Regions from separate parts of the Homo sapiens genome. Here all the other regions are linked to region 3. Evidence: chromatin contacts called from ENCODE Hi-C or POLR2A ChIA-PET data. All regions are on one chromosome and are shown on one strand. The core of a region is the stretch at or near the end of the contact, and the rest is flanking DNA. Distances in the headings are between cores, read along the strand shown. Region 1 holds the start of GORAB-AS1 (GORAB antisense RNA 1). Region 2 holds the start of CEP350 (centrosomal protein 350). Region 3 holds the start of CACYBP (calcyclin binding protein). Region 4 holds the start of TOR1AIP1 (torsin 1A interacting protein 1).

Region 1 (6,669 bases), core at 327-2,826, 4.5 Mb before region 3:
ACCATATTTCAAATGAGGAAATGGGATCTCAGGTTAGTGTTCAAGGCAGAACCCGAATTACGGTATTAGGATTCCAGGCAGGATCCTAAGAAATGCTTTCCCATCCCCCAGCACCGACGTTTTACAATGTCTTCTCTGAAAAACAGATTTAAAGGGGAGACTAAGAAATCCCGGCCGGGCGCAGTGGCTCACGCTTGTAATCCCAACACTTTGGAAGCCCGAGGCGGGCGGATACCCTAAGGTCAGGAGTTCGAGACCAGCCTGGCTAACATGGTGAAACCCCGTGTCTACTAAAAATACAGAAAATTAGCCGGGTGTGGTGGCCGGCGCCTGTAATCCCAGCTACTCGGGAGGCTGAGGCGGGAGAATCGCTTGAACCCGGGAGGCGGAGGTTGCAGTGAGCCGAGATCGTGCTATTGCACTCCAGCTTGTGCAACAAGAGCGAAACTATGTCTCAAAAAAAAAAAAAAAAAAAAGTAAGAAAAAAAGAAAAAGAAATCCCTTAAGAGGAAAGTTACATATTATAATTATTCACAAAGGAAACAACCCAAAGCAAAAGAAATCTGAGAGCCGCTCCGGCCTGCGAGAGACCTGGTTATGCCTGTTCCCTTTTCATCAATTATACCCCACCCCTTTTAAATGTTTCTTCATCATCAAAATCCTAAATCTGATCATTTCCTGAGTTAATCTGAAGGAGGCCTCCAGCGCTGTGCACACTCCCAGCAAAACACAAGGATTTTAGGGCACACTAAGAGCCACAGAGAGCACCGCTCCCGCCCCACAGGTACAGGACCCCAAAGGCACTTAGATCTCCCGTTTCCGCCACCGACTTGTTGCTCCTTCCCAAATACCTGTTTATCTCCACCCTTATCCCCATCGCCATTTCCCCCCTTAGCTCCTGAAGCGATTAACCAGCAACAGTGAGAAACAATGAGAGAGAGAGAGAGTAGAGGTAAGCCAGAGGAAACGAATGTCTGCGTGGCAAGGTTTCCTTAGGCAGTTTGTCAGGCACTGCTGAAGGCAGCCTGGAAGGAAGCCGGACCCTGAGGCCGGGGAGAGAGGGCCTTGTGTTTGGAGCCCGATGCACTGATTGGCCGCGGCCGGGGAAAAACCCGGATGAGCTGGGCAGCAGTGTTGGCAGTCGCGGCTGCGAGATTTGGGCACTTTTGGGGGTGCCGGTGGCCCGGGCCGATGGCGCAAGGTTGGGCAGGATTCTCTGAGGAGGAACTGAGGAGACTAAAGCAGACTAAAGGTTACAAGATGGGTTTACAGTGGTTTAATTCTTGGGTCTTAAGGGGAAGAGGCGGGGATGCAGCTTTGGCGGGGAAAGGGGGCGTGGAAGCGGCTACGTTTGTGTTAGCGGAAGGCGCTGTAAGTACGTGGACTGGATTAGGGGGTTTCAGAGGAGGACTTACTGGGAGTCACGACGGGAGGGGCAAGCCAGAGGACTGGGATCTTCTTTTAGAAAAAACGGTCCAGGAATCCACTGTAGGGATTTGACTCTTGTGAAAGGAATGGGACTTGGGAGAGGAAGTGAGCCTACAGCCGGGGTGTCTCCCTTAGGGAAGATTGCTGCAGGAATCAACGGTTGGAAGGTTAGGGTCAGGGTAAGGGAAGGAGGAGGGGCGCACACCGTATTAGAATTGTGATGAATTTATAGAAGCAGATGGTTGGAAAAAAGGAGCACAGGCGTCTGAATAAAGGCAAAAATTCGGTACTTTTCACAATTCATCTGGAGTGTTGCATTCACTTCTGGTTGCCAGATGATTTTTGCAGTACTTCCCAATTTTTGAGAATCAGCAAACCAAAAGGGTCTTTGAGAGGGTAGATGTGAAGACTTTATATGTTTATATACATACAGTCTTACTGACTTTGGAGTAAGCTAACCTTGTGCTTCTCTCTCTGGCTTTATAGAGTAATCATTGAATGGGCTTGTACAATTTTTTTGTTGTTGTGGAAGGAATTAAGTTTGCTGATTGTTGGTGGAAAACTTAGTAATATTAATTGCACTTTGCTTGTGGTTGAAATTTCGCAGTGATCTGTATGGTTATCGTGGTAGTACACACAATTTCTGTAAGAAGTGTACATCACTCTTGGTACCTTAATTCAAATACTTTATTTTGGTAGCAAATGAAGTAAACCTTTTGTTAGCGTTTGTGGGGAAATTGGATGTTGCTCTGGTAGCTTGTGCATTTTTAGCATAAATATGAGAATAATCTAGGGCAGACAAGTGGGAAAAGAAGTAAATTAGTAAGATAGGGCCAATGTAGATTATATCGACTGGGGACATTTTGACTGGTCCAGGGGACTTTAAAAACTCTATCATAAAGGTTAGGCTAAGCTATGTAGTTAACTGACTCTGTGTTGCTTGATATACTCAAATTCTTTTGCTTTGTGTTTTCAACATCCATTCACATACTTTGATATACAGGGTACAAGTGCCCTGGCCTCTGGTCTGACTCCAGTAGACTCATGAGGAGACAAACCACAAAGTTATGTGATAGTAGATATTGCAAGAACTTGCTTCAGAGACAAGAGGAACCTCACTCTGCCGGGGATTGGATGGAGCTTGGGAAGATTTCACAAAGTTTGTGTGTTAGCAGAGGCGCATTTTCCAGGGTAAAGATGACTTAATATAAAAATCTAAATTAAACAACATATTCATTATGTAGAAGTATATTTTGAAATATCTTTGCAACCGGGGGTAGATAGAGGATGGTGAGGACCTGAACTTCAAGGCCCACTGTAGTGTGGAAACCAAATCGCTAGTCCGTGACCACCTCGAGGACGGAAAATATCTTAACCTCCTTGTATACCCGTAGCTAAACACAGTGATTGGCATATAGAACTTCCAGCTCTTCCTCTAAATCTTTTCTCCTTGGATTCCTTATTTGTAAAATTAGAGGATTTGGCCCTTTAATTTTAAAGCCATTTCTAGCTGTTCTCTATCTTTAAAAATTTATTGAATAATTTAGGAAGATGGAGTTGGTTGCCAGGAAAAATAAGGACAGTAGTACTCTGGAGACCCCTGTATGGGCATTGAGGAACATAGTCAAGAAAGTTGTTAATAGTCTTGTTTATAATATTAAGAAGTTGGAAACAACCAAAGTGTCCATTAACAAGGGAATGGATAAATAAATTGTGGTATACTCATCTAGCGGGCTACTGTACAGCTGGTGGGAATATATTAGTATTAACTGTAGCCACATGCATTAAAATGTTTGTTAATACAGTATATGTAGTTACACTTGGCCCTTGAACAACACAAGTTTGAACTGTGATGGTTCACTTATACACAAATGTGCATTTAAAAAATACAGTATTTGGGGGATGCAAAACCTGAGTATATGGAGGGCCAACTTTTGGTGTATGTGGTCTTCACAGCGCCAACTGTGGGACTTGAGTATGCACAGATTTTGGTATACATGGGGATCCTGGAACCAATTATCCTCATATACCAAGGATCAGCTAGCTGTATATATAATATATACAGTCACGCACTCAATAACAGTATTTCAGTTAGCAGCGGACCACATATATGGTGATGGTCTGGTAATATTATAATACCCTGTTTTTACTATGCTTTTTCTATGTTTAGATACACAAATACCGTTGTTACAGTTGCCTACAGTCTTCAGTATAGTGACATACTGTACAGGTTTGGAGCTTAGGAGCAAAAGGCTGTACCATATAGCCTAAGTATATAGTAGGCTGTACCATCTAGGTTTGTGTAAATACACTCTCTGATGTTTGCGCAAGGACAAAATTGCCTTACAACACATTTCTTAGAATGTATCCCTTTGTTAAGTGACGTATGATTGTATATAGTGGGGAGGCGTGGGAATGTGATCAGGGAGAGGGAATTTCAGAGGTATTGGTATTTATGAAATCAGGTTAAGACAAGTTAAGCTAAAGTAACAAATAGCCCTAATAAGTCAATTGTTTAAAATAAAGATTTGGTTTTCACTCGTTTCATGTTTAATGTGGGTTTGGCAGGTGACTGTGTTGCACAGTCACTCCGTTTTTTGGTGCTGTCTTGTAGGAGTTTACCATAGTAGGAAGAAAAGAAGATTGAAAATTGAACATTGGCAATTAAATCCTTTCACCAGTAAATGACATGTGACACTCCTACTTTTATTTACCAAAAGCAAGTCATATAACTTGGGAGACAGGAAATAAATTCTCTCTTCTAAAAGGAGGATTATGTCTATCCTTAAAGAGTAGTTACTTCTACTACTGTCATATTTTATTTCTTAAACTTTCTTTTTAATCATATAGGTTGGAAGACTGAGTGTGTGTGTTTATGAGTGTAACACATGCATATATTTGATGTATGGTCTATTTCATAATGAAAAATTGGAAGAAAACAGTACAGCCACATGCTGTCAATTTTTAGTTAAATTATTTATTCAGAAGAGTTATTCTTCATACTGATTCTTTGCCAGTTACATTATGAATATCTTCTCCCAGTTTTTAAGTTATCTTTTCACTTTTATCTTTTTGATGAACAAAGTATTTTATTTTTTGAGACTGGCTTTCACTCTGTTGCCCAGGCTGAAGTGCAGTAGCACGATCATAGTTCACTATAACCTTGAACTCCTGGGCTCAAGCGATCCTCCTGCCTCAGACTTCCAAGTAGCTGGGATTACAGCTGTGTGCCATTACACCATGCTAGTTTTCTTCCTTTCTTTCTTCTTTTTTTTTCTGTAGGGATAGGATCTTGCTATTTTGCCTAGGTTGGTCTCAAACTCCTGGGTTCAAGAAATTCTTCCTCAGCCTCCCAAAGTGCTGAGATTACAGGCATGAGCCACCACTCCAGGCCTTAATTTTAATGTATTCAAATATGTCAACCTTTTTTTAATAGCCAACATTTCCATGTCTTAAGAAATTAGTTTCTTACTATACTTAGTATAGTAGTTACAGGTGTGAGCCACTGCACCCAGCCAGTATTCTTGACCTTCTATCTTTTCATATAAAAATTTTAATAATTTTACCAAATTTAATGGAAAACCCATTAGGAATTTTGATTGTAATTGCATTGAATCTTTAGATCAATTTCATCTTCATATTATTAACATTGCCACTAACGTGGTATATGTCTCCGTTTATTTAGTACTTGTTTAAATTCTCAATAAAATTTTAGAGTTTTCCCTATAGAGGTACTAAACATCTTTTTGTTAGATTTGTTCCTAGATAAGTAATAATTTCTGGTATTGAAATATATTCTCTTTAATTGTATTTTCTAATTGTTTTCTGCTGATATATAAAAAATACAAGACAAAAGAAAAGTCAACAAAAGACATGAATAGATATTTCCTAGAAAAGGAAATATGAAGAGATGCTCATCACCACCAAGGAGCAGAGAATTACAAATCAAGAATACAGTGAGGTACTATTTTACACCCATTTGATTGACAAAAATTAAAACATCTGACAGTATCGTGTATTGAAGAGAAAGTGCATCCACAGGATCTTATACATTACTAGAGGGAGCACACTTTGGAAAGCATTTTCACATTTCTTCTAAAGTTATATTTTGTGACTCAGTAGTTCTTAGATAATATCCAAAGCAAATTCTTGTACATGTAAAATAAGAGACACATTATTGAAATTTACAAAAGCAAAAACCTGTAACCAACCTAAATGTCTATCAGTGGAAGAAGATCAATAGACTCTGGTTTATTCACACAATGAAATGTTATACAACAAAATGAATGACTGCTGAAACATAGACAATATGAATGACTATTGACAGTGTAATATTAAGTAAAACAGATGTACAGCACAAAACCCTTTTTATAAAGTCAAACAACTAAGTAAATACTTTTTAGAAATATTTGTAGATGCAATATGACTATTAGAGAAGGAAGAGAATAATCAACATATGATTCAAATGATAGTTTTCTGAGGTGGAGGGAGCAGGGCTTAAATAAAGGATATGGAGTATATATCACAAACTGGTAGCCCATTAGCTTAATTTAACCCAAAAATGTATGTGGCTTTTCAGCTTTGCCTCCTTTCTTTCCCCTTCTTTCTTTTTTCCCTCCTTTCTTCCTGCCTGCCTTCCTTTCTTTCCCTTCTTCCCTCCCTCCCTCTTTCATTCCTTTCTTTCTTCTTTGTCTCTCTTTCTTTTATCCAATCTTTACATTTCTTTTAGTTAATAATGGTGATAATCATTGTGTTATTTGCTAAGCCAGCTATACCTGTTGCCTTTGTTTGGGGGTAGGTCCATGTACTAGGTTAGCCATTGCATTGTGAGCAGAAGTGTTATGTCACTACTGGGTCAGCAGTTAATTGCTATAGCAAGACCTTCCTGACCTCTCTCTTCTCCTTGTGTTGTGGTGGCCAGCAACACTGAATACTGACTGTACAGTCAGCCTAGAGCCTTGAGAGACTAATCAGCAGAACCTCTCTGTTAGCCTTTAGTTGGCACTTGGCATTAATGAAAAATAAACCTTTGTGGTTTAAAACCACTAAGATTTGCCCCTACAGCGTAATCTAGATTTTCCTGATTGAAACAGTTCCCTACATTTAAAAATCAAGATATTTTACATAAAAGTCTAAATTGTAATCATAAAAATCAAAATATCTGGCTATGGTGACCTAAATTTTTTAATGATAGCAATTGACTAAAGGTGACTCGGAATTTGCCCCCTTTACACTAGACTT
Region 2 (6,443 bases), core at 3,819-6,318, 5.0 Mb after region 3:
TTATTATTGAAAAGATGGTGGACAAGATTACAGATCAGACTTGGCATCTAGGCTTGACATTTCCTTAGGAATGCCTTTAGTTAATCCTGACACATATTTTTATTCAATTAACTACAAATAGTGAATGACATCATTACAGCACCAAAGCTGTATCTTTCCATTTCTTAGTTTGTTGTCTAGAGATTAATATCAAATTTTGCATTCCCAGGAAAGAAAACATCACTATTCACCTAGAATCTAAATTCAACAAATAAATTTAATTCAACAAATATTGAATACCTAATTATATGCAAGGCACTAATACAGTGTATTAAAAATAGTAAAAATAAGCAACATTTTTGAGCACCTATTATGTGCCAACTATATGTCCTTCACATGTGTTATTTCTTTTTCAACACAGCTTTATGGATATATACTTCACATATCATACAATTCACCTATTTAAAGCATACAATTGAATGGGTCTTAGTATGTTCACAGAGTTGTGCAACTGTTGCCACTATCAATTTTAGAACATTTTCATCGCATAAAAAAGAAACTCTGGGGCCGGGCACAGTGGCTCACGCCTGTAATCCCAGCACTTTGGGAGGCTGAGGCAGGCGGATCACCTGAGGTTGGGAGTTCGAGACCAGCGTGACCAACATGGAGAAACCCCATCTCTACTAAAAATACAAAATTAGCTGGGTGTGGTGGCGCATGCCTGTAATCCCAGCTACATGGGAGGCTGAGGCAGGAGAATAACTTGAACCCAGGAGGCAGAGGTTGCAGTGAGCCGAGATCGCACCATTGCACTCCAGCCTGGGCAACAAGAGCGAAACTCTGTAAGAAGAAAAGAAAAAGGCCAGGCACAGTGGCTCATGCCTGTAATCCCAGCACTTTGGGAGGCTGAGGTGGGCAGATTACCTGAGGTCAGGAATTCAAGACCAGCCTGGACAACATGGTGAAACCTCGTCTCTACAAAAATACAAAAATTCGTAGGGCATGATGGCGGATAGCATGTAATCCCAGCTACTCAGGAAGCTGAAGCGGAAGAATCGCTTGAACCTGGGGGGCAGAAGTTGCAGTGAGCTGAGATCATGCCATTGCACTCCAGCCTGGGCGACAGAGCGAGACTCCCTCTCAAAATAAAAGGAAACTCCATAACCACTAGTAGTCATTTCCCATTTCTCCTCCCCTCCCCTATGTCTATTCCACTTCTCTGCCCCAGGCAATCACTTATCTACCTTCTGTCTCTATATATTTGTATATTCTGAACACATTTTATATTCCTCTACATGTGTTATTTCTTTTCTTACACAACCCAGTGAGGTAGGTACCATTGCAATCTCCACTATACAGAAGTGGAAACTGAGTCACGAAGAGGTTAAGTACCCTGACCAAAGTTATATGGCTAGTAAGTAGCTCAGCCAGGCTTTATTTATTTATTTATTTGAGACAGAGTCTCACTCCATCACCCAGGCCAGAATGCAGTGGTGCAATCTTGGCTCGCTGTATCCTCTGCCTCCTGGGTTCAACTGATTCTCATGCCTCAGCCTGCCAAGTAGCTGGGACTACAGGCGTTCACCACCATGCCCGGCTAATTTTTCGTATTTTTGGTAGAGATGGGGTTTCATTATGTTGGCCAGTCTGGTGTCGAACTCCTGCCTTCAACTGATCCACCCACCCTGGCCTCCCAAAGTGCTGGGATTATAGGGGTGAGCCACCGCACCCGGCCTCAGCCAAGGTTTAAACCCAGAATTTAAATTCTAGGTGAATAGCTATGTTTTCTTTCCTGGGAATGCAAAATTTGATATTGATCTCTAGACAACGAATTAAGAAATAGATATAGCTTTGGCGATGTAATGATGTCATTCACTATGTGCAGAATTCATGCTTTTAATCCACTATGAAGGAGACAAAGGTCCTTAGAATCTAACATGATCATGATGTATAAGATACATGCAGAAATACTGATAGTAGATACCGCTCTATGCAGGAGACACAGCATCACACAGTTCAGGGGTGGAAGAGCACCTGGAAAGTATGAGCAATCAAGGATTTTTTTCTGTAGTAGTTAGCTTCTCAGTTGGCACTTAGAGAATGTGGCAGAAATTGCGAGCTGGGGTAATATGTGTTCCAGGTTAGGAAACAAAGGCCTAGAGGTAGGAATGAACAGGTTGTTTCTCCGATCCAGTGTGGCTTGAATGTAACATTCTCAGTCAGTGTATCACTTCCCATTTCGTGACATTAGCTACCGTTTATTTCTGTCTTTTAACGTCAAGCTCTTGACAGGTATTATTTCTAATCTTTAAGACAACCCTACAGGGTAGATATCATTAGCCTTGATATAGACAAGAAGATTGAGGTTCTTGAGGGGTCATAAGGCAAGTAAGTGATAGAGCCAAGATTTGAATAAGTGTCTTTCTGATGTCACATTCCTGCCCTTTCTACTTTATTGTGCTGTCTTACTTAAGGGAGATGGAAAGTTAGGTTGGTGCCATACTGAGAAAAGCCTTGATGGCTGAGGCGAAAAGTTTTTACTTACCTTGGCAGGTAGAGACATGATAGAGACAAAACTCAAGCTGAACTGTGGAAATACTACTATAATCATTTGGGCAGTAGAAATGACAGTCTAAATTAGGAAGGCAGTGGTGCAATCAGACAAAAGGGAAGTACATATAAGAAATATGCATCAGTGGTATTTAGAGACTTCATAACTGGGTGGGAGCAAGGCGTACAGAGGAGTATATAATATTTCTGAAACTTTGGTTCTCTTAGTTCTCAGAAGAGTGTTCTGTGACGGCCATGAACAGAAATACAGAGGAAACGAGGAGGAGCTGGCTTTGTGAGACTGAGGGAGGAAAAATGATAACCTTAATATGGGAGCTGAAGGTGCTGGTGACTTCTGTATCTATGTGAAGATGGGTAACGGGTAATTGGAGATTTAGTCTAGGGCCAAGATCCAGTTATCCAAAGAGTGGTGAGAGTCAAGGCCACAGTAATCAACAAAGAATATAAAGAAAAATGCAATCTTAGTGTCTACTAAAAAGTAGGAGAAACAAGGGAGCCATATTGAATACCTATTACCGGCCTAACACTGCGGAGACGTCTGGGAAGGGCCACAAACCTTTCCACAGTAAACCTCCAATCTTGTTCCAGAGATTAATTACTCTCATGAAACTATATGCAACTAGTACAAAACTTGATAGATTCAGGGCCAATCTGTAGGGTAAACACAAGAGTAACGGGATATTAGAAAAGAAAGACATTGATGTGCTTGGGGAATTTAGGAGGCGAGGAGAAGACAGACCAACACAAGGTATAAGAAGTAGAAATTGTGCATAGGCTGATACCAGGGTAACCCTGCTCTGAGCACAGTGACAGAACTTTGGTGTCTTCTCTGTTGTCAAGGGGATAGCATGGGGCTGAAAAAGTATAAACAGGCTTTGGGGCAAAGCAGATCCCAAAGCTTACAGCTCCCTTTTATTGATGGTATAAAATTGGGCAAATTACTTAGCTTTTTCAGTACTTGTTTCTTTTTCTTTCTTTCTTTCTTTTTTTTTATTTTTTTGAGATGGAGTCTCACTCTGTTGCCCAGGCTGGAGTGCAGTGGTGCGATCCCGGCTCACTGCAACCTCCGCCTCGCAGGTTCAAGCGATACTCCTGCCTCCGCCTCCCGAGTAGCTGGGATTACAGGCACCCGCCACCACGCCCGGCTAATTTTTGTATTTTTAGTAGAGACGGGGTTTCACCATCTTGGCCAGGCTGGTCTTGTACTCCTGACCTCGTGATCCACCCGCCTCGGCCCCGCAAAGTGCTGAGATTACAGGCGTGAGCCACTGTGACCGGCCAGTACGTGTTTCTTCGTTTTAAAAAAGTGAGTATATTTAATAAGGTGGTTGTTTACATTCAGTAAAATAGCGCATGAAAAGCATCTAACACAGGGCTTTAAACAGCAAGACTGGGCAAAACCTAAATAACATTTTCCTTATGTTGTCTTTTTTGCTACCACTTGCACCATACGATTACCCACATTTCCTGTCCCCTCCAGTGCAGCTTCCTGGAGACACTTCACACGTATGCAGGACTTCTGTACATCCTACTCAGGCACAGCTGTAGGCCCTACAAAGAGGGACCATTTACTGCCTCCTGCTGTCATTGATATTCGACAAACATTTATTGAGCACCTACAATGTCCTAGTTACTGTGCTAGGCCATTTTGGGGTATAGAGAGATAAAACAGATCTTAAAGTCTTCACGACACTTAAAGATGAGAAACAGTCTCTGGGTAAATAACTATCGGAGTTCAGAAGGTGGACAGAAGTGGTGGGCGGCGAGTCTGTGTGCAGTGAGCACCTAGCGGAAGATGGCATTATTTGCAGAAGAGAGGTCCTTTAAGCCAAGTCTTGATAGATGATTTCACCACGCGGAGATTGGGAAACGAGGACAAAGATATGAGAAGATATGTTGGCCACAGAGAGCCTCTCAAAGCACTGTTAAAGCAAAGCCAATACTTAATGGGAGGAAACTCCGTTTTACTTGCGTGGAGTCTTAAGTCATTAGATGCATGCTAAACAGAACTGTAACCCTCGCGAATAAAACGGCCACAGTGACAGCAGTGGGTAACGGCAGAGCTGCAACTACTCTGACAGGGGTGACGACTTATTTGGACGACAGTTGGTGAAACATTGTAAACTCTCAGAAGCTGCCGTTTCCAGACTTTGAGTTCATTCTTGTCGAATCCCCAGCTTGTTTTCTCAGCCCGGGGTGAAATGCGCAGCCAAAAGGCCCAATGAGCGTCAAAGCGAAAGGGCAGGGGTGGTCTCTTCTGCGGATATACCTTGGCTCCTCCCAAGTCCTACGAGTTTAAACTTCGACGCACCAAACATGGCTTCTTCGCGGTTCTGCTCCTTGTTTTATTTCGCTCCCACCTTTCGGCCACACTCAACATGGCCCTAACCGAAGGTTGGCATGCCTGTGGCACTGTCTCGGGACAGTTCTCGCGAGGTTTGCCTGGGCCCGACTGCTCCCGCCCTGCCTCGCGCCGCCGCCACAGCCGCTGCCGCTGGCGCCGCTCCTCCTCCGTGTCAGTTGTTGGGCTGTAATGGCGACTGGGCCGCCCCTGACGAAGTGACTCCCGGGCCGGGGAGCGGGGCCAGACCTGCGCCAGAGAGAACTGCAGGGAGCCGCAGCTCGGGGGGTGGCTTGCCCTGAGGGAGGGGAGGCAGCCTTTCCGCCTTGTCTTCCTTCCCAGCGGACCGGCGGATCCCCGGAGCCGGTGCGAGGAGGGCACCCGGTGCGTCCCCGGAGCGGGGAGGCCAGGCCGGGCAGCCCTGGGGCCGGTCGGGGCGGCGTCACTGCACCCTCCGCCAGGCTCCGCGGGATGCACCGTGGTAGCCGAGGGCGGAGGCGACACTCTCAGGTGAGCTCCTGTAGGACCTGGCTGGGACCGCGGAGTCTCGCTCAGCCTCAACTGTCTCTGTCCGCGGTCCCGGGTCCCCGGTGGCGGCAAGAGAGGCGGGGCCGGGCGCGGAGAGTCTTGGCCCTGCTTGGCGTCCCCCTCGGGGAACCTCCCTGGGTTCTGAGGCTTTTCGGGGACCTAGGTTTCGGGTCCCACCAGTGCCTGCTGAAGACGGAATTTCCTTCCTTACGTGCCAGTGTCCTCCCGCCTCCTCCACCCCTCCTCTAGCCTGCAGAGGTAAGATACCTCTAGCCTTTGCTGCCCGGAGAAGTGTCCCTTCTTCATCTGGCGATCAGGCGTATTTGGGGAGATTCCGGGGACTGGCTCCAGTGGCAGGGATGATCAGTTTCTGTTCCTTTTCAGTGGGGATCACATTCTCAAGTATAGGGAAAACTTTGATCTACTCTAGTCTAGCGGCTGCTGAAGGTAGTTTATTCACAGATAATTTGGGGAAAGATTTAAAAGGCTTTATGTTTTGGAAGTTGTCAGTATTTTCCTCTGCCTTTTAAATGCAGCTCAACATGCTAAGTAATATTTAGCTAATGTCACAAGATATGAATTGGAATTTGCCTGGATTTTAAATATTCAGATAGAAAGTTGCACATAGGCATAGATTTTAATGTTTTAATGCAGTAGCAAATCCTTCATATGGGAAAAAACAGGTTGTCAGAAATAGTGATCAATATCCATGTACTCCACCTGATTGTTTTGTTTTGATGGTGATCCTTGTTTTGAATTTGGGGAAGTCGTTATTGTTGCCATGTTAACGATACCTCCTGCCCTGTATTTGAAGAGTTTTAAAAGAAAGACTATCTTTGGCAGAGCTAGTAACAATCTGAAAAGTTCTGTAGAAACAATGATAAAATACTAAAAGTTGCCCTCCATTCTGAAAATTTCTTCGTTTAATATATTGTTTTTAAACAAGGAAATGCACTGCTAATGACATGGAATTGTGACTTTGAGGGATTGTTAGACCCATGCTGGAAGTTGCTTCAAAGCCATG
Region 3 (6,724 bases), core at 502-3,001:
CAGAGGTTGTGAGAACTCGTTAAATTCGCTACATATTTTGAAGATTAAGCCAGTAAGGCTTGTTATATAAGATGTAAGGCCTGAGATAGAAGACTCAGGTATGAGTCCTTAGCCTGAGCAATTAAGAGAACGAGGTAACTGTTCACTGCATTAGGTCCATGGGATATTTGTTTTTATTTAATTATGTACTTAATAATTCCAGGCTATTGGTTGGACACTTAAAAAAATTTATACGATAAAATACACAGCTCTTAGGAGTTCATCCCATGAACTTTGACAATTCTATGTATCGGTGTAATATTTCCATTACCTGGGCAAATTCCCCTTCGCCGGGCCTTAAGCATAATCTACAGAAAAAACTACGTACATAAATATACGTTTACAACTCAATGAGATTTCTAAAGTGAACCCACCTATCTATAATCAGTGTCCAAATCAAGAAACATTACCTGAACCTCAAAAGCCCCCTGGTGGCTCTTTCATGTCATTGTCCTCCCCACTATGCTCATTAACACCATGGGCTAGTTTTTAAATGGAACCACGCAATATGAACTCTTCCATGTCTGGCTTCTTTCCCTCAACTTCATTTTTTTGTGTGAAATTCACGCATGTTGCGTTTCGGTAATTTATTTTTGTACTGTACTTCCGATTCTTTACTACAGATAATGGTCAGCCTCCATTCCGCTAACAGCTTTTTTTCCTCTCCGAGTTGCTGATTCTAATTGCTGCCTTGGACGATCTATAAAGCTGAGTGCGCGCTATGTGACCTCTCAGGGGTCGCTGCCTTGGACGATCTGTAAAGCTGAGTGCGCGCTATGTGACCTCTCAGGGGTTGTTTCCAACCGTGTTGTTGACATCTTGAGCCTGCCAAGGACTAGAATAATCTGAAAACTAGGCTTCTCTGGGGGTCTCACTGAGTGACAGGGTTAGAACCAGAAGAGAACATCGTCTCCAGAAGACATTTCACCATTTTCTTTGATGGTAAACAGGCTCACTTATACCGAATCCAAACCCAGGCGAGAACTACGGACTCTTGAAATGGTCGGTGAAAGGGGCGAAAGCACCAGGAAATCGTGCTTCAACAGTCCATGACTGAAAGGAGGGCCTGAAACTGTGGCCATAGGCGGGCCCTTTTGTTAGGGCCTTGACCTGGGCTTCCGCTACAGGGCCCGGTCACGAGGCCAACGTAGCTCCACCTCCTACGGCGGCCAGTGATGACGCCACCACGTCGGAACTGTTAGACCGCGGTGACGTCTCCACCGCGCCAAACTCACTGAAAATCAAACCGCTACCATTAGGAGCCCTCCACGCTTAACATATCCGTTCTTTCTCGTTTGAAAGTAACCAGGCTGCTCCTCCCCATTTTTCGCCTTCTTCTCGCGGAGGCTGAGAGACTAACCTTACACAACATGGCGGCCTGGTGTGTCTGGTGTCCTAGAGCGGACGAAAGCAGGTGACTCTCTAGTCAACTTCCGACTTGGACTCCGAAGATCGGTACGTTATTTCCGGGGCTGGGTTAACGCAGCGGTTCCGAGCTGCGACTGCGCAGCGTGGCCCAGCGCGGTCAAATTATAATACATAAAAGTTGTCAGGGCGGAGAGCAAGACATTACTCTTCTCGGATTGCCGGTTCGCTCGCGAGACTTGAGCGTTGCTAGGAGATTCGGCAGGCGGGCGGAGCCAGACTCGGCGGGGCGGGGAGGGGTGGGGCTAGGCTCGGCGAGGCGAGGAAGGGTGGGTGGAGCCAGGCTTGGCGGGCTGTGCGTGCTCGCGGTGGGCGGTGGCGGCGGCTGCCTCGCGAAGGTTCGAGATCCGTCGCGTGCGGGAGGCGGGCCGCGATCTTGCGCAGGGTCGGTGTGGGCGCAGGCTGCAGCGCCGCGACTCGTGCGGGTAGGCGTCTGCGCTCGGTTTGAGGGCTCGGCGCGGGGTTTCCTGTTCCTCCTTCTGCGCGGCTGCAGCTCGGGACTTCGGCCTGACCCAGCCCCCATGGCTTCAGAAGAGGTAAGTGGTCCGGCCCCATATTCCTTATGCCCCCCGGCTGGAGCTGCAGCGCCAGCCTCCCGCCCTACCGCCGTTTCCGTGGGCTGAGCCGCCCTGCGGCCACCCGGTCCCGCGCCAGTCAGTGCGCCGCCTTCCCGGGGGACACCTCACTCGCCCCTTGCTGCGCCGTCGGCTCCCCAGCGCTTCCACTCGACCTCGCACCCCACTCGCCTGCTGGGCTCGAGCGGGGGTGTGCGGCGATTATCCGTGCAGGCGGTGCGGGGAGTGGGTCTGGGAGAGCGGCCCTTTGCGCGTGTTCCTCAGGCCCTTTCTGCCCTGGTTTCCCAGCCAGTGGACAGGAAGCTTCATTCAAGCAAAGCTGGGTGCAAACATGAGTGTCGTTCTTGGTAGAGGGCGGTTGGAAGGTGAGTTCTCAGTGCTAGCACTTGAATTCTCCTAGTCAGGTTTTCTCTACACACGAGGAGCTGTGTTACTCTGGGCAAGTTGTTTAGCTTCTCTGTGTCGCAGTAGCATCCATTTCATAGGGTTGTTAAAAAATATGATTTCTAGGTGTTTAAGTCAGTGATTGGCAAACAGCAATCTGCTGTATGTGATTTTTAAAATAAATAACTTGGAAAGTTAGTTGTAATTAATAGTAAGAAAGCGAATGGCCTGTGTTAAAGCTCTGTAAACTCTGAACGTTGGAGAATTAAATTTTGTGGAGACTTAGTTTGCTCAGTTAGAAAATGGGAATGATAGTACTTGTATTGCTCATTTCCTGGCGTAAGTGGGAGGTGAAGACGGGACAGTTATTCACAGTTAAGTGTTGGGTGTGTATTAACTAGATTTGCTTTATGAAAACAAGTACTGGGGAGTCCCAAGCTTTTGTTTTGTTTTGTTTTTGTTTTTTAAACTCAAAATCTTTTCTTTAAATGAAGAAAAACTATGAGGTTTGTGTGTTCCAGTATTAATCTGGGTATCTTGTGACAAGTCTTTTAAGGTAGGTCTTGGGTACTATGTGCCCCTAGGAGATAACTTCACAGTCTTGCAGGTGGATAGCTCAGTGTTAGTCCTCTTGAAAGTAGAGATCGTTCTCAGTTTAGGCACTTAGAAATATACATTTGAGGGCACTTGATTTTTGTTTTGTTTGAGATAAAATTCAAGTTTTTAACCATTTTAAAGTGTACAATTCAGGTATTTGTTTTTTGTTTAAATATATTCACAGTGTAGTGCAGCCATCACCACTGTCTAGTTTCAGGACATTTTCATCACTCCAGAAAGAAACCATGTAGTGTGTTTTAAACAATTGCTTCCCATTCCTCCCTCAGCCCCTGACAACTACTCATCTTGTACTTTCTGTGAATTTGCCTATTGTAGGCATTTCATATAAATGGAGTCACGCTGTATGTGGCCTTTTGTTTTTTGGCTCCTTCAACTTAGCACTAACATTTTCAAGTTCATCCATGGTGTAGCGTGTATCAGTACACATGCTCTTTATGGCTAAATAATATTCTATTATATGCATGTGGCACATTGTGTTTATCCTTTCATCCGTTTATGGACATTTATTTCCACTTCTTTGTTTGAGACGGAGTCTCGCTCTGTCGCCCAGGCTGGAGTGCAATGGCGCAATCTCGGCTCACTGCAATCTCCGTCTCCCGGGTTCAAAGGATTCTCCTGCCTTAGCCTCCTGAGAAGCTGGGATTACAGGCGCGCGCCACCATGCCCGGCTAATTTTTGTATTTTTAGTAGCGACGGGGTTTCACCACGTTGGCCAGGCTGGTCTCGAACTCCTGATCTCAAGTGATCCGCCCGCCCGCCTCGGCCTCTGAAAGTGCTGGGATTACAGGTGTGAGCCATGGCGCCTGGCCTTATTTCCACTTCGTGACTAGCATAAATAATGCTGCTGCGAGTACTGTATCCAAGTTTTTTGTGTGGATGTGTTTTCAGTTCTCTGGGGTATATACCTAGGAGTGGAATTACTGGTTCATATGGTAACTTTCTGAGAAACTGTTAGACTGTTTCCAGAGTGGTTGCATCATATTCCTGTAAGAAATGTTTGAAGCTTCTGAAAGTTTCTCCACATCATTATCAACATTTGTTATTTTCTGGGGTGTTTTATTTTTCTTTTTCGGTTTATGATACCATCCTACTGGGTGTGAAGTGGCATCTTGGGAATTTGATATGCGTTTACCCAATGATGAAGATGTTGAGCATCTTTAATGTTCTTGGTGTCCATTTCTGTGTCTTTGGAGAAATGTGTGTTGAATTCCTTTGCCCATTTTTGAGGCACATTGGTGTTAATGCCTCCTAGTGAAAAATTAGGAAATAGGAAGATAAAGCTTGAATGCCTTATGGGTAGGGATAAAAGAGAAATAAAATTTTTATATACGTAAAACAAACACATGCCAAGAAGGCAAGGAAAATTACATGATAAATTAGATAGGAAACTAGGACATCTTAAAGTATTTGTGCAGAAAAAGCATCAAAGGAATCACCTTTGTTGGTTTCAAGTCTGCCAATAACAGAACTGAGGAACTGTCTCAGTTTTAAGTTTTTTCAGTGGATACTTCATAATAAAAAGAGTACTTTAGAGTCAAAACTGGCAATAAAGAGGGCTTGGGAATTCAGCCATTGGGGGAATCCCTTGCCTAATTCGAAGTACCTTTCTCATTCTGCTAGATAAAGTATTCCTATTTCAGTCAAAAAGCAAAACCTCTTGCTTAGACTTAATATATTTCATTTTACATTTCAATATTTTTATTATGAATTAGGAGTTGTAGAATCAGCGTTTTTTTGAAACCATTACAATAAAAATATTACTTTGAACTGAAACATTTTGGTTCTATGCTCAAAAGATGAGTTTGCAAGATTTTTTGTCATAGTAATATGAGCTGTTCTTGGAAGGGTCGAGAGTGTGGACAAGAGGGTTGGGCAGAGTTGATTTTTTTTTTTTTTTGGGAGACCGAGTTTTGCTCTTGTTGCCCGGGCTGGAGTGCAATGGCGCGATCTCGGGTCACTGCAACCTTTGCCTCCCGGGTTCAAGCGATTCTTCTGCCTCAGCTTCCCGAGTAGCTGGGATTACAGGCACGTGCCACCACACCCGGCAAATTTTTGAATTTTAAGTAGAGACGGGCTTTCGCCGTGTTGGTCATGTTGGTCTCGAACCCCTAACCTCAAGTGATCCACCCGCTTTGGCCTCCCAAAGTACTGGGATTACAGGTGTGAGCCACTGCACCTGGCCAGAGTTGAACTTTTTATACCATGTCATCTGTTATAGATAGGCAAAACTAGGGCATCTGAGTTAAATGAGATAACAAAAGACTTGTAGTAAAAGAAAAGAATTAGTTCTGTTATTGCATTTTATAAGACTATTAAGAAACAGGCTTTCAAACTCTGTTGTGCGTCTGATATTCTGAGTTATAAAGCACTAAAAGACTTTTTTAAATTGAGCTTTTGATATCAAGCTGTGACACAAGATTTTTTTGGTCAAGTTGGTAGTGTCAAGCCAGAGTGTAAAGTTATTGTAAGAAAAGTGAAACAGCTGTTTGGAAAGATCTTGTGTATTTGCAGTATGTCAGAGGGTAATTGGGGGAAAAAAAACTTAGGCTCAATAATTTTCTAACATTGTCTTTAACTCTTGAATTTCATAAAATGTTGCCTCTATCTCTAGAAAGTAGAAAGTAGTAGACTTTAATAGATGATGGATTGGCAAGAGAAGAAAATGAGAACGTGGTGGCTTTTTCAAAAGATAATTTCCAAGAGTATGTTGCATTTTCGGTCTTTTGTCACCTTCTGTGCAACCAACTCCTACACTTCTGAGTGTAAGACTGACCCAGCTTCAGAGCAAGACTTTTCCTCAAAAGCAGAAATTTTTTTTTTTATCTTTTGTCTTAAAAATTAAGACTTTTTTTATGTGAGGTATTTGAGGTGGGAAGATAATGAAGACCAATCAGTGACAGAAAGTGGAGCATTCATTACCTCAGTTAAGTTTGCTATAAAAGCATTTTACCATGGTCACTGCATGTTCTCTCATCTCTTAAATATTTTAAAAGTGTCTAACATCTAATGACACTCGGATTAGATGTTACAAGGAAATCTATGAATCCTTTGTCAAAAAAAAGTTCTTTGTTTTACTTTTTAGGTCGCAGACGTTTCTTGTAAATATTTTAAAACATAAACTGGAAAATTTAGGTTTGAAGACCTATTTATTGTTTGTTCAAGATTGTTCAAAGTTTTCCTTTTGAAAAAAAGGAAGCTTGAGTTAATTACAGTTAATAAGCCAGATGGAAGAATTGAAGTTGCAACTCAATCCTAGAAAATTTAGATGAACTTCTTAATTCTTAGTGCTTATTTCAGTAAGTTGAAATGAGTGATACGCACAATATCAAGCCATTTCCTTATTTATCATAGCTAACTTATTTTTTGTCTTAACACAGCTACAGAAAGATCTAGAAGAGGTAAAGGTGTTGCTGGAAAAGGCTACTAGGAAAAGAGTACGTGATGCCCTTACAGCTGAAAAATCCAAGATTGAGACAGAAATCAAGAACAAGATGCAACAGAAATCACAGAAGAAAGCAGAACTTCTTGATAATGAAAAACCAGCTGCTGTGGTTGCTCCCATTACAACGGGCTATACGGTGAAAATCAGTAATTATGGTATGACTTGCTTCCCTATAGCCAGTTCTGCCTCCGAGCAACCTATTCCTCATAGTGGTCTAACAAATTCATCCCCAATGAGTTTT
Region 4 (6,494 bases), core at 2,758-5,257, 4.9 Mb after region 3:
GACAGTAGTGACAAAAAATAGCTGTTTTGATCTACTAATTTTATAAATGTGAAAATTAAGAGATGGCGAGCAATTTACCCAAGAACATACAATTTGTTGGGGGAAAAATGAAGTAAGTCTAAAATTCCTGTTCTTGACCTACAGCAATTCAGGACAAATCTAACCAAATTTCAAGAAGAAATCTATTCATGTAAAACTCCCTTCCCCTTTCCTCTTTTTTTTCCCATAACAGTCCTGACCAACACACTATTTTACTTATTTTGATTTTTGCCCGACTCCTCCCATAGAATATAATCTCCAAGAAGGCAGGAAACATTTTTTGTCTTTTAGTCTATTTTGTTCACTGCTGTATCCCCAGCACAGAGAACAGGGACTGCCTACTACACAGTAGCTCAAGTATTTATTGAATTAATAATTCCTCATTTAATGTGATTTTTGGTGCCTTCACTTCTCAATCACCCTCTCTTGGCAGAAGTGACAGGATTTGGTAACACTCTTGGATGGTGTTTAATAATTAACTGCAAGTCCTAATTCAACAAAAAGAATACTATATTCCATTCACTTTATTGTGTTTAATTAATTTCAGTATAACATTTCCAGGAATTTTCATTTGTATTGTCATTAAAATATTTTTCTATCATTTGTAAGACTGGGGAATAAATGGAGCCAGCTACTATGTCTTTAATTAACTTCCTCCTGTTTAATATTTTAATCATCTTTTCCTTATTAAAATTGTTTGCCTACTTCATTTGTACTACTAAGTCACAACGGATAGATTTATCTCTTTAAATAAATGAACTTCTGCTTACCCTAAAGCAAAAAGTTCCTGTACAAAAAATTTATTGTTCTAAAATGTTTCATTTAAAATAATTATTTTGGCCAGGCGTGGTGGCTCACACCTGTAATCCCAGCACTTTGGAAGGCCAAGGCGGATGGATCACCTGAGGTCAGGAGTTCAAGACCAGCCTTGCCAACATGGCAAAATCCATGTCTACTAAAAATACAAAAATTAGCTGGGCATGGTGGCAGGCACCTGTAATCCCAGCTACTCGGGAGGCTGAGGCAGGAGGATCACTTGAACCTGGAGTTGGGGGAGGCTGCAGTAAGCCGAGATTGCACCACTGCACTCCAGCCTAGGCGAAAGAGCGAGACTCCGTCTCTAAATAAATAAATTAATTAAAAATGAAATAAAATAACTGATTTAGGAACCCAGTCTCAAGAGCACAGGATTTCCAGACCTAGCCCTAATAGTTAAGTGTGTGAATTAATGCCATTTAATCTGAATTGTAATTTTTCGTGTTTCTGTCGTTCCCAATAAATGACAAATTCCCTAAAGATAGTCTTCCTCATTGCTGGCACACGTTTGATAAGTAAATGAATTATTAAGTGTATTCTTTGTTTTAATCATTTCTTTTCTTACCGGTCTTCTTTTTTGGGTCACTGAATTCCTCCAGATTTCTCAAATTCCCAAAGTAACTTTAATATCCAGAGCTGAGGCATCCTTTTTTAGTGGCCCAGCGCATCCCTTATAATATTGGCTATGACTCTACTGTCACTGTAATGTCACCTCTTTTCAGCCACTCTTATAGTCTGGATAATAGCTACAGCAGAGTATCTAGTTTCATAACAGTTTAGCTTTGCCTCAGAGCTAGTGATGAAAGTTTCGTATCTGTAAGGTTTCTAGGTGAAGGAGGCAGTCACAGTAGAGGTAGGTTTCCTTATGCTTACAACCTAGATGAGAGGGAAAATCCGATGCATATATATATGTGTGTGTGTGTGTGTGTGTGTGTGTGTGTGTTAGCATTAAAGTTACCATACCTCTAATTTTACAGTAAGTGTCTCATTAATTTAGTTGAAAGGCCATTCCTAAGCCTTTACAAGCAGTTTTAATTACAAAATATGCATATTCTGATTATTCAATAATATGCAGAACCTCTCCTCTGATTGTTCAATATGTAGAATCTCTTGTCTCTTTTTTAATTTGTCCCTCAAACCTAAGTTTTACAAGCCTGTATCCAAGTTTTATAAGCTAGTATCCCAGTTTCTACATAGTCATCTGTCTTGGTAAAATGTTTCAAGGAGACTTTAATGTTCATAATATGAACTCAATATATTACTATAAAATTTATATTTAATAATTAAATCTATTAAGGAACTTATACTATTGTGTTACTAATGAGTAATGTAATAGCCACTTTAAAGAGAAAGCCCTGCTTAAAACATAAATAAAAGCCACGTATTACCATATCAATACTTTTGAGCATTTTGTTGGAAGAGTAAATCTAGCTAATTTCCGAAATATACCATCTAATCCAGACTGACAAGGAAGAGTATCCTTTTCATTTTTCCTTAAAAGACAAGAAGAAAGAAGAAAGAGAGACAGAAAAGAAAGAAAGAAGTCTCTCTTTTGTTACTGCAGTTTTTAAAAGCTATATTGTACATAAAGCTACAGTAAACTAAGCTCCTAACAGGCCAAACCTTATCTCACTCTAAAACTGTAATTCCTCCTGCCTGTGGCCAAATTTATGGACAATATTAGTAAAAACATAGTACACAGTCGGGCAGGGTGGCTCACGCCTGTAATCCCAGCACTTTGGGAGGCCGAGAGGCGGATCACGAGGTCAGGAGATCGAGACCATCCTGGCTAACACGGTGAAACCCTGTCTCTACTAAAAATACAAAAAAATTAGCCGGGCGTGGCGGCATGCGCCTGTAGTCCCAGCTGCTGGGGAGGCTGAAGCAGGAGAATGGCGTGAATCCGGGAGGCAGAGGTTGCAGTGAGCCGAGATCGCGCCACTGGACTCCAGCCTGGGTGACAGAGCAAGACTCCGTCTCAAAAAAAATAAAATAAAAATAAAAATAAAATAAAAACATAGTACACATTACGACTTAAGTAGTTGAAATTTGTGCCAAGTTTGAGCAACAAATGAGTTGCTCAAAAACATTTTAAGGTGATTACTTGGAAGAATAAACAAACACCTTCAAACTTTTCAGAATCGCTCATTGTAACTGGTATCCAAATTACAATTTTTTAAATCTATTCACTCCAATCATACAAAGCCCTACAAGCAGTTGTATATTTGAAGGCAATTTAAGCTTTCTTTCAATAATTATTCAGACTTTACACGAACTTAATCGACCTTCTCTGAATGTGTCTAAATTTGGTTAGGTATTTGCAGATTAGCCACATCTGTAAACATTTGTATAAGGAGGTGAAACAAATAGATTTTACCATGCTTTCTTATTCCATAAAGTCCATAAAGCATTCTAAATCAAATGTAGAGTATCACGTCACATCCAGAATAAAAGTAAAAATAATGGATCACAACTTAAAATTACAGTGCTGTCTTTAATTAAAAAACTTGTTCATTTCTCACTGTGCACAATGTAGCACTAACATGGTCTTCCGAACACTGCTGCTTGGTATAAAACCGAGAAATATTAAAGACCAGGAATAAGGTTATGTGTCCTATGGGTACATTTCGGAAAAGAAAATACATCCAACGAGTATGACTCTAGATAGGATTTTGTACACCCTCAACAAGTGACAAAATTCAAAACTAGGTAACCGCCCTCATAAGGTACTTGAAACTAAAATTTTTGCCACGAAAACATGGCATGTGCAAAAGTTCTCTCTCTGGCCATCACTCCTGCTAAGGACACTGGGAAGGACATGGTCAACGTAGCAGTCGATCAAAAAGATTCCAGGGAAACTGCGCAACAGCCTGGGGCCGAGAAGCGAAACTTGGGTCTTCTCCACCCTCGTCGCACTCCTTTTCCCCGAGACTTGGTACTGGGAGATAGGACGGGAGTCTCCTACACGCAGTCAACACTTGCCACGAGCGGCTAGACTTAGGACAGGCAAGTTGCCCTGCCATCCTTCTATCGCCCCCACCCCTCCTTTACTTAAGGGCGATGGCAGAGACGTCCTCCTCCCCCTTCTCCTCCTCTTTGGTGCCTCCAGCCAGGAGGCGGGAGCGATCCACAGCAGCTGACCCAGCTCAGGCACTGCCTCTCTCACAGCCCTCAAGACACACCATGGGCCCAGAGGCAGGTTTGCTACACAGCAGCGACGACGCAGGCGGCGGCCCCAGCGACTCGCAACTGCCTCCCTGACCACAGCGGCCACCGCCCAACACCCCCGAGAAGCCATCGCCACCACCGGCAGGAGAACCTAGGGTCCATAAAGCCATCTTCGCGATCGACTAAAGCTACGTCAACAACTATGGCGGGCGACGGGCGGCGGGCAGAGGCGGTGCGGGAAGGATGGGGTGTGTACGTCACCCCCAGGGCCCCCATCCGAGAGGGAAGGGGCCGGCTCGCCCCTCAAAATGGCGGCAGCAGCGATGCGCCTGCGTACAGAACTCCTCCGTCGCGCCAGGGCCGGCGGGAAGTGAGGTTCTCGGACGAGCCGCCAGAAGTGTACGGCGACTTCGAGCCCCTGGTGGCCAAAGAAAGGTCCCCGGTGGGAAAACGAACCCGGCTAGAAGAGTTCCGGTCCGATTCTGCGAAAGAGGAAGTGAGAGAAAGCGCGTACTACCTTCGGTCTAGGCAGCGGAGGCAGCCGCGACCCCAGGAAACCGAGGAAATGAAGACGCGAAGGACTACCCGCCTTCAGCAGCAGCACTCAGAGCAGCCTCCGCTACAGCCGTCTCCTGTTATGACCAGGAGAGGGCTGCGGGACTCTCATTCCTCTGAAGGTGAGGACCGCGGAGGTAACAGTCCCAGCCGCGAGCCAGGGAACGCGCGGGGGCGGGCGCGCGCCTCGGTGGAGCTCATGCCCGCCTGGGTACTAAGTACTGGGATTGGCTAAAGGGTATTCCTCAGCCCCCTCTGGACTTGTGCCGCCGTGCAAGGGCCACCCTGACCCGCAGCGGGGAAGGAAGCGCCGACCGGAGGAGTGGAAAGATGGTCGTGTGGAGCGACCCGGGCAGGGCTGGGGCGCTCTGCCCAACATCGGGCATCAATTTAGGGGAGTCAGAGCTGCCTTTTTCTGCAGGCCTTCACGAGGGGACAGCGAATTACTGCAGGGTCGGTTTCATTTCGGTTCCCTCTACCCTGCGGATGTTTCTACAGAAACCACTTCCATTTCCTTCTTTAACGCTCGCGGGCCAGAGTCCCCAGCTGAGGATCTAACCTTTCAGTCTTTTTCCCTCCTCACCCAGGTGGGCAGAGAGGAAGGAGAAATTTTGTGAGTGGGCATTTCGAGGGATTGCTGAGTTTAGTGAATTGATTTGAGACCTCACCCAATACTTTCACCGAAATGGGGTAACTCATTTTTCCTGAACTGATGTTCCCCAGTGTTTGATAACTTGAGCTGATTGCTGTTTCTCCAGTGTGGTGGTCCCTGCCAAAAATCTGCCACTTTGGTGGCCGTCACTGTAACCTCAAGTAGTCTGGCAAATCAGACTGACAAAGTAACCTGAAAAACAAGACTATTAATTAGAGTTTTCGTCTAAATGGACAAAAGGGATGCTGACAAAGTGAGTGTATAGTGTTAGGTAAGTCATAGGTGAATCAGTTTCCTTAATCTATCCTCTCCCACCCTGCCCCCCCCATTTTAGGACCTAACACTGAGTCACAGATGAAGTTTCATGTTAATCCCATGTAAGGCACCTGTGAGGTAAAAATCAGCGGACCTGAGTCACAATGGGATGACATAGTTTGTGGTAGACTATTGATAGGCGGAGGAGTGGGTTTTCAGCTTAGAGCACGGTGATAGGCTGCAAGTTTACCTGCTGACTCGTGAAGGTACTGACAGATTTGAAGACTTGATTTTGGAAACTTTATGTTAAAGTTATGTCAGTTATTTTTGGGTGTAGCAACTGAAGACAGTTTAGCCCATATATGTGTTAGTTTTATCTCTTTTAAGATTACAAAGTTTTTGCAGACAAGGAGCCTATAATATATTTGATAGTAATTTAAGTACTTGGTTTAATTCAGTATTTTTCAGTACCTGGAAGAATGCTTTGTACATGGTAGGCAAAAAATATGTTACATTGTATTGAGTTCCACAGAGCCTAGTGCAGTTATACAGGCTAACTTTTTTTTAACAAGTAAAGAATTTACCCCTATTTTATTAAATCTTTAAGGATCTAAACATTTTTCACTCTTCTGCTTTCTTCCACATCATTTGTGACTCTCTACCCCATCTTTTTGATTTTCTGAAGTAATATATTTTTGTAAAACAACAATGGCAAATATTATTATATTCTGTTGAATTCATTGTATTCTGTCTCAAGAGGAGTTCTGACTGGTATATTTCCTAAGTTTTGGTAAACCTAACCACCTGTTTCTAAAGAAACGAATTTCTTGAATTTTTGCTTATGTATTGTTACAAAAATGCATAATCTGTGCCATGATCTCCCAGGTCATATATTCTGAATTTTAACTCTTGTTATGTCTGTTTTTTAGAGGATGAAGCATCTTCCCAAACTGATTTAAGCCAAACGATCTCAAAGAAAACTGTCAGGAGCATACAAGAGGCTCCAGGT

What was found. Hi-C counts contacts between places; a loop is a spot of excess contacts on that map. ChIA-PET counts read pairs that join two places held with the same protein, here RNA polymerase II (POLR2A). Pooled maps may share reads with other maps.
Region 1: a map of naive thymus-derived CD4-positive, alpha-beta T cell shows a loop between it and region 3 (19-fold over the local background). The contact joins the promoter of GORAB-AS1 here to the promoter of CACYBP in region 3. A Hi-C loop is called at or near these places in 1 of 168 maps with a recorded cell type or tissue (naive thymus-derived CD4-positive, alpha-beta T cell) and 7 of 50 pooled maps. POLR2A ChIA-PET finds 5 or more read pairs at or near these places in 1 of 52 experiments (A673).
Region 2: a map of naive thymus-derived CD4-positive, alpha-beta T cell shows a loop between it and region 3 (20-fold over the local background). The contact joins the promoter of CEP350 here to the promoter of CACYBP in region 3. A Hi-C loop is called at or near these places in 1 of 168 maps with a recorded cell type or tissue (naive thymus-derived CD4-positive, alpha-beta T cell), 1 of 37 single-sample maps with no recorded cell type and 9 of 50 pooled maps.
Region 4: a map of CD8-positive, alpha-beta T cell shows a loop between it and region 3 (23-fold over the local background). The contact joins the promoter of TOR1AIP1 here to the promoter of CACYBP in region 3. A Hi-C loop is called at or near these places in 2 of 168 maps with a recorded cell type or tissue (CD4-positive, alpha-beta memory T cell and CD8-positive, alpha-beta T cell), 1 of 37 single-sample maps with no recorded cell type and 14 of 50 pooled maps. POLR2A ChIA-PET finds 5 or more read pairs at or near these places in 1 of 52 experiments (CD4-positive, alpha-beta T cell).

The regions. Positions count from the first base shown.
Region 1 is chr1:170,531,033-170,537,701 of GRCh38, forward strand. GORAB-AS1 (GORAB antisense RNA 1) reads right to left here and starts at 1,577. Exons shown (of 3, transcript NR_125958.1): 1 at 1,416-1,577. It overlaps GORAB (golgin, RAB6 interacting), which reads left to right and starts at 1,134. Exons shown (of 5, transcript NM_152281.3): 1 at 1,134-1,252. The coding sequence starts at 1,192.
Region 2 is chr1:179,949,742-179,956,184 of GRCh38, forward strand. It overlaps CEP350 (centrosomal protein 350), which reads left to right and starts at 5,069. Exons shown (of 38, transcript NM_014810.5): 1 at 5,069-5,401. LOC101928933 (a long non-coding RNA gene) reads right to left here and starts at 2,737. Exons shown (of 4, transcript XR_241158.4): 1 at 2,525-2,737. RefSeq lists enhancers at 2,565-2,674, 4,765-5,266 and a silencer at 5,054-5,503.
Region 3 is chr1:174,998,196-175,004,919 of GRCh38, forward strand. CACYBP (calcyclin binding protein) reads left to right here and starts at 1,752. Exons shown (of 6, transcript NM_014412.3): 1 at 1,752-2,000; 2 at 6,419-6,638. The coding sequence starts at 1,986. LOC105371622 (a long non-coding RNA gene) reads right to left here and starts at 1,451. Exons shown (of 2, transcript NR_188647.1): 1 at 1,400-1,451. RefSeq lists enhancers at 873-1,082, 1,025-1,561, 1,113-1,622 and a silencer at 1,653-1,772.
Region 4 is chr1:179,878,278-179,884,771 of GRCh38, forward strand. TOR1AIP1 (torsin 1A interacting protein 1) reads left to right here and starts at 4,008. Exons shown (of 10, transcript NM_015602.4): 1 at 4,008-4,700; 2 at 6,415-6,492. The coding sequence starts at 4,226. LOC139427322 reads left to right here and starts at 4,039. Exons shown (of 1, transcript NM_001436163.1): 1 at 4,039-4,116. The coding sequence starts at 4,039. The coding sequence ends at 4,116. RefSeq lists enhancers at 3,374-3,912, 3,825-3,934, 3,913-4,450, 3,955-4,714, 4,277-4,571 and 1 more.